2 separate regions of the Mus musculus genome follow, and region 1 is linked to region 2. Evidence: chromatin loops called from intact Hi-C (ENCODE). Cell type or tissue: heart. All regions are shown on one strand. Links, peaks and the distances in the headings refer to the core of each region. The heading gives the core; the rest is flanking DNA.

Region 1 (9,699 bases), core at 1-5,000, 110 kb after region 2:
CCACCTGTGGTGAGCCCCAACCCGTCCAACTGCCCAGCCGCAAGTCCAAGAGGATCGAGAAGGCCCAGGGCCTCGCCAAAGACTCACCCTGGCCCAGCAAGGGCTCGATGGTGAGCTGGTAATCAGATCTCTTGATGCTGTCCTTGAAGGTGGGGACATTGCACTCCTGGCGGAAGCGATACGACGTGGGATACACGGTTTTGATCTGGCCCACATTGCGCTCTTCAAAGCGCCTATGGGAGAGAGGGCAGAATGAGAGGGACCAGGCAGGCGGGCACCGGACAGACACTGGGGGCAGCTAGGTCCCCTCCCCCACACCACTCACTTGCGCATCATCTCCTGAACACCTTGCTTGACTTTGGCAAAGGTCACAGTCTCAGAGCGATTGTGGAGCATGCTCACAATGGTGTCCATGCTGCGGAACATCTCAACTAGCACCTGATACTTGTAGGGTAGGACAAGGCCTGGGAGACCAGGCTGAGCCAGAGCATGGAAGCGCTGGTAGGCAGGAGCTTTCTCGACACTGTCAAAGAGAGGCATTCCCATTAGACTATCAAACCACACGGTTTGACCCCACCACCACCACCACCAGACCACAGGGTAGGAGAGGACACTGTGACCCAGAACCCCAAAACTACCCATTTGCAAAGTCCCCACAGATCTAATGCTACCTGAGGGCAGCATCAGAAAGAGATGAGAAACCTGCTCCACACACTAGCTCTGCACCCTCAGCTTGGAGAGGCAGACAGTCACAGACAGGCACAGGGGTTCACAGTACTTAGAACAAGCCACGTGCAGGAGGAGTTGACAATGTCCTTTTCAAGTGAGGGACAAGGGCATAGTGGTAGGGAGGAGACTGAGGTACGGTTTAGGCCATCCACCCACTCAGACCCCACAGCGCCTCCCAAAGGTCTGTCCTCGCCTTAACCTTGTGGCCCCACTAGGACTCACCATGGTTGCTCTGTGGGCACCTTGGCATCTGGGGTACTAGGCTCCACAGCATTCTCTTGGACTCGGGCTCTCAGGGCCCGTGCCTGGGCTCCCAACTTCCGTGCCCGCCTCAGGCAGGACTGGAGCTCAGAGACGGAGTCCTCTGAGGGGATCTGGGGACATAGGCACTGTCAGTTCTGCAAATTCCGCATGCCCCTGCCCACAGCCCACCCTCAGTCCAGCCTTCTTACCTTGCCCGGCTGTTGACCAACATAAACAGTTGTACTCTTTGTTCGCTTGACGGGGGATGGGCAAACGGGGGAGCCAGGGTCAGCTGGAGGGCTAGGGTCAGCTGGAGGGCTGGGCTCAGCTGGGGAACTGGGCTCAGGCAGAGAACTGGGGCAGGAGTCCTGGCGATTAAGAAGGCACAGAACAATAAACTGGGGGTGGGAAGGGGTACCTGCTCCCTGCTGAGCCAGAACTAGGGTATCAGTTCACTCGACTCGGAGGGCAGGAGTCAGGCGCTAGGGGGTGCCTGTCTATGGAGATGCTTGATGAAGCAGTTAGGAAAGATCCACCTGGTCTGTCCAGTCTTGAAGCAGCTCGCAGGCCTGGCCCTCCAGGGCCCTCTCTCCATTTCAGGAACTCCAGCTCAATTCTTTTTTTTTTAAAGGTTTATTTGTTTATTTATATGTATATGAATACACTGTAGCTGTATTGATGGTTGTGAGCTGTCATGTGGTTGCTGGGAATTTGAATTTAGGATCTCTGTTTGCTCTGGTTGACCTCTCTCACTTCAGCTTGGCCCTGCTCACTCCTACTTAAAGATTTATTTATTATTATATGTAAGTACACGGTAGCTGTCTTCAGACACCCTAGAAGAGGGCATCAGATCTCACTACAGATGGCTGTGAGCCACCATGTGGTTGCTGGGATTTGAACTCAGGACCTTCGGAAGAGCAGTCAGTGCTCTTAACCGCTGAGCCATCTCTCCAGCCCTCAATTCTTTGCATAACCCCCACACCACCACAATTCACCCCCGCCAGCTGCGGCCTCCCCGGAAGCCCAGGTACCCTCTGCCTACGTCAGCAATGCCCTGGGGAGAGGAAAAAGCGCCCAGCCTGCTCGCGACTCTATTCCTCCAGTCCTCTGCCTCGGCGCCCGAGAACCTGGTTCTCTTGTCCTAACCAAGGGTCCTCTGGGGGGACTCCCGCGCGCTCCTTACCAATCCAGGCAGCCGTAACCTCCGGCGCGCGAGCGGCGCGGGCTGGTCACTCCCGGGTTCGGCTGGGGGCCGGGCGCGCTTGCGGCTGCTGCTCCGGGTGAACGCAGGAGCCACGAGGCCACCAGGGCTCGGGGTGAGACAGATCGACTTGGCCCGCGGAGTCGTAAGGCCAGGGCGACGGCACGCATAGAAATCGGTAACACGACTTTGCGCCATGGCGCCAAAAAGGTAGTTCCCGCGGATTCCGCGCAACTTTCGCGGCTTCAGCCTCGCCCCGCCCAGGCCGTACCACCACGCACAGTTCTGGGAGGGGGGAAATGTGCGCGCTCCGGGGCATGCGCGCTAGTAGGCACCAAGAGACGCATGCGCCATGCCGGGCCACCACCCCCGCGGCAGCTTTGGATTGAGGACCGAGAATGGGAGCGGCCGGGGCTGGAGGGTTGGGGGCAGGAGACTATTTGACTCCTGTGCGCTGGCGCGCTGGCGTGCAGCGTAGTACATCCGCGATCCGCGTGGTTTCCGCGGGCTGCGGGGCTGTGGTGCGTAAGGTTCTCAAAGCCACTTGGCGCGCGGTGTGGACAGCGGCGGCTGCGGCCCTGACAGCTCTTGGCCCAGCAAAGAGGCAATCACGTGAAAGGAGACACTTCTGCTCCTGTTGTTCCCATTTACAAAATACTAGCCCGGTCTCCAAGGCTAGCCAAGTAGCTGGGTCTGAGTCACACGCAACTGCTGAGTGTCCGGTCCCATGAGCGAGATGAGTACCCAGGACGACTCATGCCGCCGAACCGGCTCCAAAAGCATCTCATTTTCCTAGCCACATCCGGGCTAAGGACTGCAGAGGTTGGAGTTACGCCTTGGCAGGAAGCGGCCTAGAAGCATGGGAAAATTCAGAGAGGCCACGCAGGTCTGCTTTCCTCATCAGATGGCAGTCACCCACCCAATGCTCCCAACTCCTGGAGGAAGTGGCCATGCAGACAGTATGATCATTTTGGGCAAAGGTGGCTCTCATGAGGGTGAGGGGACAGTGGAGAAGCAGGAACTGGGAAACCTGGATAGCAGCTGTAAGCACACGCTGCACCGAAGGAGATTTCTCAGGAAGTGGGATCATGCACAGTCCAGCGCATCAGGCTAAACTGCATCTGCAGCTGTGAAGTAAAGGACCAAGATTTAGAAGTTTGGAGACTTGGTTGCTCCTACCTCCTGAGTGTACTACACCCTGGAGCCTCATGGCCAGCCATAGTAACCATTCTACATCCCTGCCAAGTTGGCCTTTGGGAGGGCACAGCCTTGGAACCCTGCGGGAATTCTTGGTTTGGCCCAGTGACAAGACAAAGCCAGCTGCCTCCTGATCGAAGCTGATTAGATAAGTGACACATGGCTGAGCTAATCCGATGTTCTAGGATCAGAGAGTGCTCTGGTATACTAGTGATCCCCCATAATGTAAGACAGCAAGCAAACAGGAAGTTCCAGAGGCATCAAGCCTAACACAGCCGCTTGAGCGTTTGGGAATAGAGTCCCTTTCTTTGATATTTGCAGCCATGAGGAATGCGGCCCATGCCTCTGGGCATGCCCATGAGGGATTTTCTAGTTGAGGCTAATTAAAGTGGGAAGACACACCCTAATTTGGATGCCACTATTCCATGGGCTGGGAATTAATTTCCCTGACTGAAATTAATAAAAAAGGAGAAAAGGCATAGGTGTGGAAACCTGGTAGCTCACACGTGTGACTGTAGCACTTCAGAGGCTTAGGGAGGAGACTCAAGTTCTACTCTGGTCTGGGAATACATGAAACCCTGTCAAATGACTTTGAACTAGTCCAGGCAGTGGCCTGGGCAAACCTTTAATCTCAGCTCTTGAGAGGCAGAGGCAGGTGGCTCTCTGAGTTCGAAGCCAGCCTGGTCTACAGAGTTTAAGTTACAGGACAGCCAGGGGCTACACAGAAAAACTGTATCTCAGAAAATAAATAAAATTTAAAAAAATCTTTCTGCTTCTTGATTTTAATCCCAGCAGGTGTAAATACAAAGTTCCATGTCAGCCAGGACTACAGTGAGAGACCCTGTCTTGGTTTTTGTTGTTGTTGTTGTTTTTGAGACTATGTAATTGGGGCTGTCCAAGGAACCTGTTTTGTTTAAAGAAAGAAAGAAAGAAAGAAAGAAAGGAAGAAAAAGAAAAGAAAATCCACATGAGGAGTGATAAAAGCAACTTGAGGAAGGAAGGGGTTTTTAGCTTTTAGCACATGGTTTGATAGTGTGGTTCATCATGGCAGCCTAAGCATGGTGGCAGGAACAGCAGGGCACACTGAACCACAGTCAGGAGAGATGAGGGCTAGTGCCCAGCTTGCTTTTTTAATTTAGTTCATTCAACAGGTGACACACACACACACACACACACAGTGGGTCTTCCCTCCTCAGTTAAAGCTTTTTGGAAGCATCCTCAGAGACACACCCAAAGGTACTTGTCCATGGTGACTCTAAAACCAGTTACATTGCTTTTGTTGGGTTGGGTTTTCATTGTTGCCACAACAGTGAAAAAGGTAACCATCATCTGCATCCTCATCTTCACCCTCATCTCCATCCTCACCATCACCTCACCCCCCACCTTCACCATTTTTCTAATCACCTGAGGATGGGTAAGGTCGCCATAGATCCTCAGTGTTGATGATAGCCAAGTTCCGGCCTTGCCTGACTTCCCTAGAACCCACCCTGGTTCCCTGAGACCTCTCTGCCAAGCTACAACCTCGATACAGTTACAGAATAATTAGCTTGCAGGCTCTGCTCATCTGGTGCATCCTGGTATCATCCCTAAGAAACAACGACAAGAAGCCGAGACTCTGCAGCACTTCCGCTGCCTTCAGGTACATTTACTGAAAGTGTGCCGCTTCCATCCAGGTTTGCTGAACTGATGAGCCCAAATCCCTGTGGTTGGAATGGCTTCTCTCTTTCATTCAGAGGGCTTCTCTGGATCAAGCCAGGCGAAGAAGCTGAGACTCCAGGCATACAACTGGTTATCCAGGGAGCTGGACCTTCACTCCGACTTCCAGCTCTCCACGCGCTGCTCACCGTCCCTGTCCCAGACAGGAAACAGTAACTGATGCTGGAACACAGGCTCGTGGGACCCGCCCACTAAGGATCTCTCAGCCACCGGCAGCCACAGCCACGGAGGAGCTCTTTGTGGTCTTGGCTTTTCAATCAAGGTTTGTGGCCAAGGCTAGAGAGGCAGCTCTCACCTTCAATGAAAGCATCTGGGTCTCAGTCAAGATTGATCTGCACTCGGATGGATTCCCTGTCTGCCAGACAACCTTGGAATCCATTAGGGCCGGGATAGAGCACGATGGAAGGGGAAGGCGCTAAGGCACGCAACATGTCACGTGACACCAGCAGTTTCCGTTCCCTCCAAGACTCAGATTCTTCGAGACAGTTCTGGGGTGTCATGTCTTGTGGAACCTTCTCCCCAGCTAGGTTGCTGTGAGACTCCTCAGAGGAAGAATCGAGAGCCTCGTTTTATCACAGGGATGACAAACGCCTTCTCCTGCGTTGGGAAAGCATTAGGTGGGGAGAAGGCTGACTCTGCCCTCACTGCTTTTAGTTTCTTTTCTGTTGCTGTCATAAAATATCCCGGCAAAAGCAGCTCCGGAGAGAAGTTATTTGTCTCGCAGTTTCAGGTTTCATTCTGTTCTAACAAGGAAGTCACAGCAACAGGGGATGGAGAGGGAGCTGGTCACATGAGAGCCAGTGTCAAGCACAGGAAGCAATGAAGCAATGAACGTTAATGTTCAGCTTGCTTTCTCCACTTACAGAGTCTAGGAGCTCCTGCCAAGGGAATGGTGTTACCCATAGTGGGCAGGTCTTCCAATTAACTTTAATTAATGTAATCAAGATTATTCTTTCAAGGCATGCCTAGTGGGCTGCCTCGGAGGGGGGAGGGTTTCTGCATTCTGTCAAGCTGACAAGGTAACAGTTTCTAATCTTTTTCTTTCTTTCTTTCTTTCTTTTTTTTTTTTTTTTGGTTTTTCAAGACAGGGTTTCTCTGTGTGGCCCTGGCTGTCCTGGAACTCACTCTGCAGAGCAGGCTGCCACTGCCCGCGTCTGTTCCTATTCTTATGTAGTCATCTAACATTGCTCTGTTCAATAGAAATGTGTTGCGAACTGGGTGGTTTCAAGTTTTCAAGGCTAGTACATGTCGGGGCAGTGGTGGCGGCACACCTTTAATCCCAGCACTCGGGAGGCAGAGGCAGGCAGATTTCTGAGTTCGAGACCAGCCTGGTCTTCAAAGTGAGTTCCAGGACAGCCAGGGCTGTACAGAGAAACCCTGTCTTGGAAAAACAAAACAAACAAAACAAACAAAAATCAATCAAGGCTGTACATTACAGAAAGTAGTAAGAATCAGGTGGCAATAATTTTGTCAAACTTTTGTTCTCAATTGTGTTCTGTTTCTTTTTCTTTTCTTTACTTTTTAAAAAGATCTATTTATTTATTTATTTATTTATTTATTTATTTATTTATTATATGTACACTGTAGCTGTCTTCAGATGCACCAGAAGAGGGCATCAGATCTCATTACAGGTAGTTGTGAACCACCATGTGGTTGCTGGGATTTGAACTCAGGACCTTCTGAAGAGCAGTGACTGCTCTTAACCTCTGAGCCATCTCTCCAGCCCCTCTGTTTCTTTTTTTTTTTTTTTTTTTTTTTTTTTTTTGGTTTTTCAAGACAGGGTTTCTCTGTACAGCCCTGGCTGTCCTGGAACTCACTTTGTAGACCAGGCTGGCCTCGAACTAAGAAATCCGCCTGCCTCTGCCTCCCGAGTGCTGGGATTAAAGGCGTGCGCCACCTCGCCTGGCCTGTTTCTATTTTTATATGTGCATTGGTGTTTTGTCTGCATGTGTGTCTGTGTGAGGATGTCAGAACCCCTGGAAGAGAAGTTACAGTCATGAGCTGCCTTGTGAGTGCTGGGAATTGAACCCTGATTCTCTAGAAGAGAGCTGGTGCTCTTATCCACATCGCTCCAGCTGTGATGGTTTGTATCTGCTCAGTCCACCAGTGGCACTGTTGGGAAGTATGGCCTTGTTGGAGTACGTGTGCCCTTGTGGGTATAAGCTTTAATACCCTTGTCCTAGCTGCCTAGAGGCCAGTATTCTGCTAGCAGCCTTCAGATGAAGATATAGAACTCTCAGCTCCTCCAGCATCAAGCCTTCCTGGATGCTGCCATGTTCCTGTCTTGATGATAATGGACTGAAACCTGTAAGCCAGCCCCAATGAAATGTTGCCCTTATAAGAGTTGCCTTGTGGGCTGGAGAGATGGCTCACTGGTTAAGAGCACCGACTGCTCTTCCGAAGGTCCTGAGTTCAAATCCCAGCAACCACATGGTGGCTCACAACCATCCGTAGTGAGATCTGACACCCTCTTCTGGTATATCTAAAGACAGCTACAGTGTACTTAGATATAATAATAAATAAATCTTAAAAAATAAAAAAAAAAGAGTTGCCTTGGTCAAAAATCAAACAAACAAACAAACAAACAAAAGCCAGGCAGTGGTACCATATGCCTTTAATCCCAGCACTTGGGAGGCAGAGGCAGGTGGATTTCTGAGTTCAAGGCCAGCCTGGTCTACAGAGTGAGTTCCAGGACAGCCAGGGCTACACAGAGAAACCCTGTCTCAACAAACTGAAAAACAAAACAAAACAAAAAAAACCCAAGAGTTGCCTTGGTCATGGTGTCTGTTCACAGCAGTAAAACCCTAACTAAGACACCAGCCCCTGTTTTGTTTTGTATGGGTCTTTTACCTGCATGTTTGTCTGTCACATGCATACATTGCCCATGGAGGCCAGAAGACATCAGATCCCCTGGATCTGTAATTACAGATAGTTTTGAGCTGCCATTTGGGTGCTGGGAATAAAATCGAGTCCCCTGAGAGAGCAGCCAGTATTCATAACCACTGAGCCATCTCTCCAGCACCAGGTTGCAGTACTTGCAATAATTATGTTATATCAGATATGCCCCCAAATGTCTCTCAAAATAAAATAAGCCATATATTTATGTATTATTTGGTTTGTTTGAGACACAGTCTCTCTTCATAGCCTGGGCTATCCTAGTACTCACTATGTAGACCAGGCTAGCATGAGCTCACAGAGATCCACCTGACTCTGACTCTGCCTCCAGATACTGAGATTAAAGGCGTGCACTGCTACACTCAGCTTATTTATTATTTTTAACAGAGAGTCTCACTATGTGGCCTTTGCTATCTTGAAACTCACTATGTCGTCCAGGCTAGCCTCAAACTCACAAGAGGTCTGCCTGACCTCTGCCTTCTAAGTGCTGGAATTAAAGGTGTTTGCTGCCACCTTGCCTGGATAATATATATAATCTAGGCATGTATATATGTATATATACTTTTTGGGTTTGTTTGTTTGGTTGGTTTTTGGCTTTTCGAGACAGGGTTTCTCTGTGTAGCCCTGGCTGTCCTGGAACTCACTCTGTAGACCAGGCTGGCCTCGAACTCAGAAATCCGCCTGCCTCTGCCTCCCAAGTGCTGGGATTAAAGGCGTGTGCACCACTGCCCGGCATAATATGTTTTTTAATAAGACATTTGACGGTTTCCTTTATTACCAACCACCCAAATCATCAGCTTGATTATCATCAGCGTCGCCGCCATTAACATCCTCAGCATCAGCCTCACTGCCATCATCATCCTGATGGAGTTTATGGCTCCATCTCTGCTGATTGCATAGCCTTAGGTCGAGGGCAGAGCCTCTCAGGATTCAGTTCCTCCCTTGTCTCTCCTGATTCAGATGGAGCGGTAGAACTTGGTGGAAGCAGGGCTTGGTGAGAAGCCTAGCACAGACTCTGTCAACAGGAAGTGACTTGTGGCTGTCAGCCTAGACAGCAACCCATCCTGGCCATGGGTGGAGCTGAAAAAGTTCCATGGGCACATAGTCCTCACTTGCTGCACAGTCGGCTAATATAGTGCCAACCATGACACAGGGCCCTGAGCACACAGCCCGTTCCATTTGATAGAGGGTCACACGGTTATAAACTTGGTGAAGCAACTGGATCTCAGGGCTCTGTGTGCAGGTTCCCTGCTTGGGGGCCACTGATCAGCTGGGTGAAGGTACATACCCTCTGTCTTTTATCTGCTGCCTGCTACCCACCACTGCCCACAGGTGGCCACATACTTAGCCCCTCCTTCTTGGCAGAGGGTCTTTGAATTATTTATAAGACCTCAAGAGGGGGCTGGAGAGATGGCTCAGTGGTTAAAAGCACTGACTGCTCTTCCAAAGGTCCTGAGTTCAAATCCCAGTCATAATGAAATTTGACACCCTCTTCCGGTGTGTCTGAAGACAGCTACAGTGTACTTACATATAATAATAAATAAATTTTTGTGCCAGAGTGAGCAGGGCCAGAGGGAGCAGAGTTCAATCCCCAGAAACCACATAATGGCTCACAACCATCTGTACAGCTACAGTGTACTCATATACTTAAAATAAATACATCTTAAAAAAAGAAAGAAAGAAAATGTCTGAATAACTCAGTAGAGCCCTGGCAGTGC
Region 2 (5,000 bases), core at 1-5,000:
TAAATGTCTAATGATGGTGTCCGCCGTCAAAATGTCACCCTGAGCCGTGAGAAAAGGAGGTGCTGCCCTTCTGGGGGGTGAGGATAGCAGAAACAACCCAGGTGTAGCTGGAAGTGTTAGACATTGAGATTGCTTTCTTTAGAGAAAGGGGCTTCTGTTCTAAGAAGAGCCCCCAGCTGCAAGTCTGGTGTCAGCTCTGTACTGTGAGCTCTGTACTGTCAGCTCGGGCAGGCACAGCCCCTCTCACAGCCTCGTGGGAAGCAGGGACCAGATAAAGGTAGAGAGCTGACTTCACTGGGGAAAGCCACACTGCCATAAGCAAGAGAAAGTGGCTCCTTTGAATTGAATCAAGCCCAGGTCTCTATAGACAATAAAGAGCTTCAGGCGGCACCTGATTTCCTGAGCGGCTGCTGCCTCTAAGGTGTCCACGTGATCCCTGGTGCTTGGTGACTCTTTGTTGTTCTGAGAAGGCGTGTGTCTTGCAGATGGACTGGATACACAGTGTGGGTTGAGAGCTTCCATAAGGTAACATGAGAGTGTCGAAGAGCTGTGACCTGGACATTTCCACAGGGAACCAGCTCTTCATAAAGTAGCAGGGAGACCAAGTGGGTAACAAATGGGCTCTGGAAATGTCTTTCCAGCTGGTGGAAAAATGGAGGGACAACGGCTGTCAGGACTCGTTGTGACTATGCTGCAGTGGGGCCGGCCCACTCCATACAAAGCAGCCCTCAGGGCCCCCACCATCTCCTCCCTGTGCAGCAGCCATGGCTCTCTCTTGGGAGAGCTTCCTAGCTGAGAGGTTTACCTGTCACATTGAATTCTGTACCTCCAACAGAGGTTGTGAGCACCTTTCTTAAGTTCAAGCCACACACTGGCCACTTACCACAAAACAGACATGCCACCCAGCAGCACGAGGTGGGTAAACCTGCAGCTCAAGCTGAGGGTCCCACTCCTGCCTCAGGCTGAGCTCCCAGAGACTGGCTTACGAGGTCTGCTGAGAGGCCACTCTGCCGGGGCCACTCTTCACGACAGTATCTCTGAAGAGGACTGTCCTTTGCTTTCTCGGTGTACACAGCACACTAGCAGCCACACAGCTGGTGTCCATATGCCTGGGATAAAAAGTTTGCGGTCTCAAGCCACATAGCCAACTCTTCTAGATCCACATTCCTCTGTGAAATGGGCTCGGGACCCTCCACTCCTCTATAAGATTGATACATGTGGCCAGGGAGATCTGAAAATGTGGACAGTTTTATAGGTGTCAGACTAGGATTAGATAGCATCCTCCACAGAGGGAGATCCGGGAAACCAAGGAGCCCAGATCCCACCCCAGGAGGACCGTGCAGGAACGCTTTTTCAAGAAGGCAGAGGTGAACCCCTGAGAGGGACCCCAACTGGGGAAAACCAAGCCACTACAGCAAGCCTGGAAAGAAACGGAGGGTATTTTTACTTATTTATTTATTTAATTTTGGCACATTGCTAGATTTTTATCCTTCACATGCAGATGTATGCCTAATGAGATGAAAATCAAGCCCCCCCCACCCCCACCCCCCCGCTGATCTGAAGTTCTGGCCCCTTGTCTCTGCAGGCGGTGACCCTGGGTCTCTCCTTAGTCTCAAAGAAGCAAAGTGTGAGTGAGTGAAAAACTGGGAAGGGAAAGGAAGGAAGTGCAGCGAGTTTGCTCAAATGTACCAACCGGAGGAACGCCTGGGACTTGTCGCAAGGCGCCTCGAGGAAAAGTGGGTAAAGTGGGTGGGGAGCAGGCTCAGAGGAAGCAGAGAAAGTAGGACGCGGACAAGCAGAAGCAGCGGCTGGGGGCTTTTCCTCAGGTTGACATTAAAATGAATGATATGCAAACGAATGCAAAGCATATGCGAACGCCGGCCCCGATGGCAGTGGGGAGAGCGGGATCCTGAGCCCACTTGCCGCAGGTCGCCTGGCGCCTTGGGGACCAAGGCCGAGCGCGGCGGGTGGAGCGCGCCCCCTGCCGGCAGAACGCGCAGGTGGCCCGGGTACCCCGAAGGGCTTGCGAAGGGGGTGAGGGGGGGTGCGGCGGCCGAAGGAGGGGCGCCCGCCTCCCCGTCCCGGAGTAGACACCGCGGCTCCGGGAGCAGCGACGCCGTCGGGCTGCGACTGCTCCGAGGTGGGTGTGTGCGGTGCGCTCAGCTCGCCCGCCCTCCCGGGGCGCGGCCTGCGCGGGGCGGGGGCGCACAGCTAGGAGTCCGCCCCGCACCGGGTTGCCCCGCGCCGCACGCACTGGCTACGCGCTGGGACTCCTCGGCCCGTTCCCACTCCACGGCCCCGCTCTCCTGCATCCGTACGGGGGTCCCACGCGCGGCCTGGCGCTCCTGAGGTCCCTACGTCCTGAGTCGGACCCCATAGCCAAGTCCGCCGGGCGCGTCCCGGGGCCCCTCGGCCACCCGGGCGGTGGAGGCGGGAGCCGCTCTGGGCATTGGGCGGCGCCGGGCGCACGGAACCGGGCCTCTCTCCGGCGGCCGGCGCCCCGGGGCGGAGCGAGCGCGATGGGCGTCGGGCTGGAGGCAGGTGGCGCAGCGGCGGCGGGGCGCGGGAGGCGGGGGCGGAGCGCGCGGGGCGGGGGCCGCGGGACTCGGTGAGACGCGCGGGCGAGCGCGCGGCAGCAGAGCCGAAAGCACGGCGGCTGGACCCGGCGGCCGCCGAGGCCGAAACCACCCGGGCAGCGTGCGGGCTTTGTTCCCGCGCTGGGGGCCGAACGCACTCGGCATGGCCCAGGCGGTCGCCCCGCGCGCCCCGACCCCGCCGCGCGCCTGAGCCCCGCGCAGCGCGAGAAGACAGCGTACGGATCGCCCCCAAGTTATGGAGGTGGCGACCCAGTGAGAAGGAAAAGCCACTTCGGGAGCCGGGTTGCGAGAGAGCTACGGTCCCCTGGAGCTCCAGACCGTAAGTGCCGCCCCTGCCCTGTTCAACACCGCCGCTGTCACCCTACTTTGCCGGTTGCTGCCGTCCCGGGGGTCCTCGCTTTGCACCCCCTCTCCAGCCCCTCCACTTTACAAAGTTCGTGCCCACGGCAGGGTGGAGCCAACTCTGCCCACTCATTTGACTGAGTTGCAGCCACCCTAGGTGAGCAGACAGCTTGACCTGTCCAGAGTGTGTGTGGTTCATCTTTAGGTAGGAGCTGAGTCGGTGGGGGAGTATGGGCTCCCCAACCACCACCCACAAGCGCCCCCTGGGGTGCCGGGTCTCCTGACAAAGACTGGTAGCCTGAATGACAGGGCTCGGGACTGACTGGAGTAGCGGGAGGGCAACCTTCCTGGGAGATAGTGCTGGCAGGAGAGGGTCTGCTGCTTTCTCTAGCCCTTCCCCCTCTTATTTTGGTCCCTGGATCAGCCATTAGGGCCATGGAGCTGAGCATCCTTCCTGATGGTCGGGAGGGGATCCTGACCGCCCTCCCTGGGGTCCTGACAGCCAGGTGCAGGCACAGCCTCCGGCTCTGATCCTTCTCACAGGCTTTGGGAACGGTCCATCTGTGTGTAGGGCAGGCCCAGAGCCAGGCTGTGGGAACAGCGGGGAGGAGGTGTGAGGAGGTGTGAGCACCGCGGAGGGACAGATGGCTGGGAATTCAGCCGGAGTCGGGCTGACTAAGGTGGAGCAGAAGGCAGCCAGGCTGGCAGCTCCTGGCTTTGAGCCGCTGCCTTTCAACTCATGGCCCTGAACTTGGTGTGTTTGGGCTTCTTGACCACAGTGCTGGCTGGACCTACCCCCCTGCTCCATGAATAGAACTATCTGATCATGTGAGCTAAAGCTGACTTTCAGAGCCCAATTCCTCAAAATAACAGACGATCTCATGCTCCTGTTTGTAGGGTTGATCCCAGTAACTGTCACACCCGTCCCTCCTATCCTGAGGCCAGGATGTGGCTTCATTATGTCTGGCTGGGTGTGTGCTTCCTCCCGGCGCTCAGAAACAGGAGGTTCCCAGGCAGCCACTCAGAGGATGGGGCTGGCAGAAGACAAAGGGAGCGGTCACTTTGCCCTGGCATTGCCCTTGCAAGTTGCTGGAAGGTTTCAGAAACTTCTCAAGACTGGGACTCTCTCATCTCCCTAAGACCCCAGGGGCTGGTCTGAGAGAGTTCAGCCATACCCGGCCAGAATGCACTTGGCTCCTGGCCTGGGAAGAAGTAGGAAAGCCCTGTGAGAGATTTCTGGTCTTGTGCATGGAGGGATCCTGATGGGGGCTACACTGGGGTCATGATGTCACCCCACCTTGGTCCACTGAAGGGCGGAAGTCAGAAGATGTGGCTGTCCCCAGTTGGCACTGGGAGCCCACAGTTAGAGCACCAAGCTGAGAAAATGCCGCTATTTGGGACTGTTTTTTTTTTGGGGGGGGGGCACAACCACTCTTGTGCATTGAGAGGGAAAAGCAGAGAAAGGAGGAACCCTGCGAACAGAAGGAACAGATGTGGTGCTCGGTGCTGCCCGGGAGCTAGACAGACACGGGGAGGGAGAATATCACGTTAGGACTGATTTTCTGGCGGAATCCACCCTCCCGGGAGGTACTGTGATCTTGATGAGAGGGGAGAAAGGGAGGGCCATGTGTACCTGGCACACCACCATCTTTTGCTGTGTGCCAAGCCTGAGCTGGCATATGGAAGACACCCCTGGACAGTTCCTTGCAGGATGCTCTGGGGCTGCTGGGTGGTCCAAGCAGCTCTCAGGTCCTTGTCTGGCTCTTCCTCTGTTACCGGGTTATCCATGTAATTGAGTTACCACCTCCAGGAAATCTCTCTGATTGCGCTCCACATATACTCCTTTCTGCGTGACTGAAAGAAACTCGTTTTCCTTCCTACACGCAGATCTGGAAATGCTGGCAAGGCTGGGTCACTGGGCCACAAGATCTGAGCCAGTAGGTTTGCCCACCATGGAGAACCAGGCTTAGCTTCAGCCTCTTCTGATGCAGAAGACAGGAGGGTGTGTCGGGAGAGGTGTTTCCCACCACCTTCTGGAATGGTCTTCCCTCCCCCCTCCTG

Evidence for each region. Hi-C counts contacts between places; a loop is a spot of excess contacts. Peaks named below come from ENCODE experiments on the same cell type or tissue, not always from the same donor. Only the 100,000 strongest peaks of a DNase experiment are listed, where the experiment ranks them.
Region 1: it touches region 2 in a loop (2.1-fold over the local background); 1 of 42 quality-filtered maps calls a loop at or near these places.

Annotation. Positions count from the first base shown.
Region 1 is chr8:122,560,728-122,570,426 of GRCm38, reverse strand. It overlaps Cdt1 (chromatin licensing and DNA replication factor 1), which reads right to left and starts at 2,412. Exons shown (of 10, transcript NM_026014.3): 1 at 2,156-2,412; 2 at 1,182-1,340; 3 at 952-1,103; 4 at 326-523; 5 at 88-233. The coding sequence starts at 2,371. In heart, for the core only: no CTCF peak of the experiment used is centred there; DNase peaks (open chromatin) are centred at 1,166, 1,376, 2,536, 3,446 and 1 weaker place; H3K4me3 peaks cover 3,867 bases; H3K27ac peaks cover 3,419 bases.
Region 2 is chr8:122,675,778-122,680,777 of GRCm38, reverse strand. It overlaps Cbfa2t3 (CBFA2/RUNX1 translocation partner 3), which reads left to right and starts at 2,603. Exons shown (of 12, transcript NM_001109873.1): 1 at 2,603-2,916. In heart, for the core only: CTCF peaks have their summits at 1,989 (motif pointing left) and 3,214; DNase peaks (open chromatin) are centred at 2,247, 3,257, 3,887, 4,817 and 1 weaker place; H3K4me3 peaks cover 3,451 bases; H3K27ac peaks cover 3,819 bases; H3K27me3 peaks cover 4,312 bases.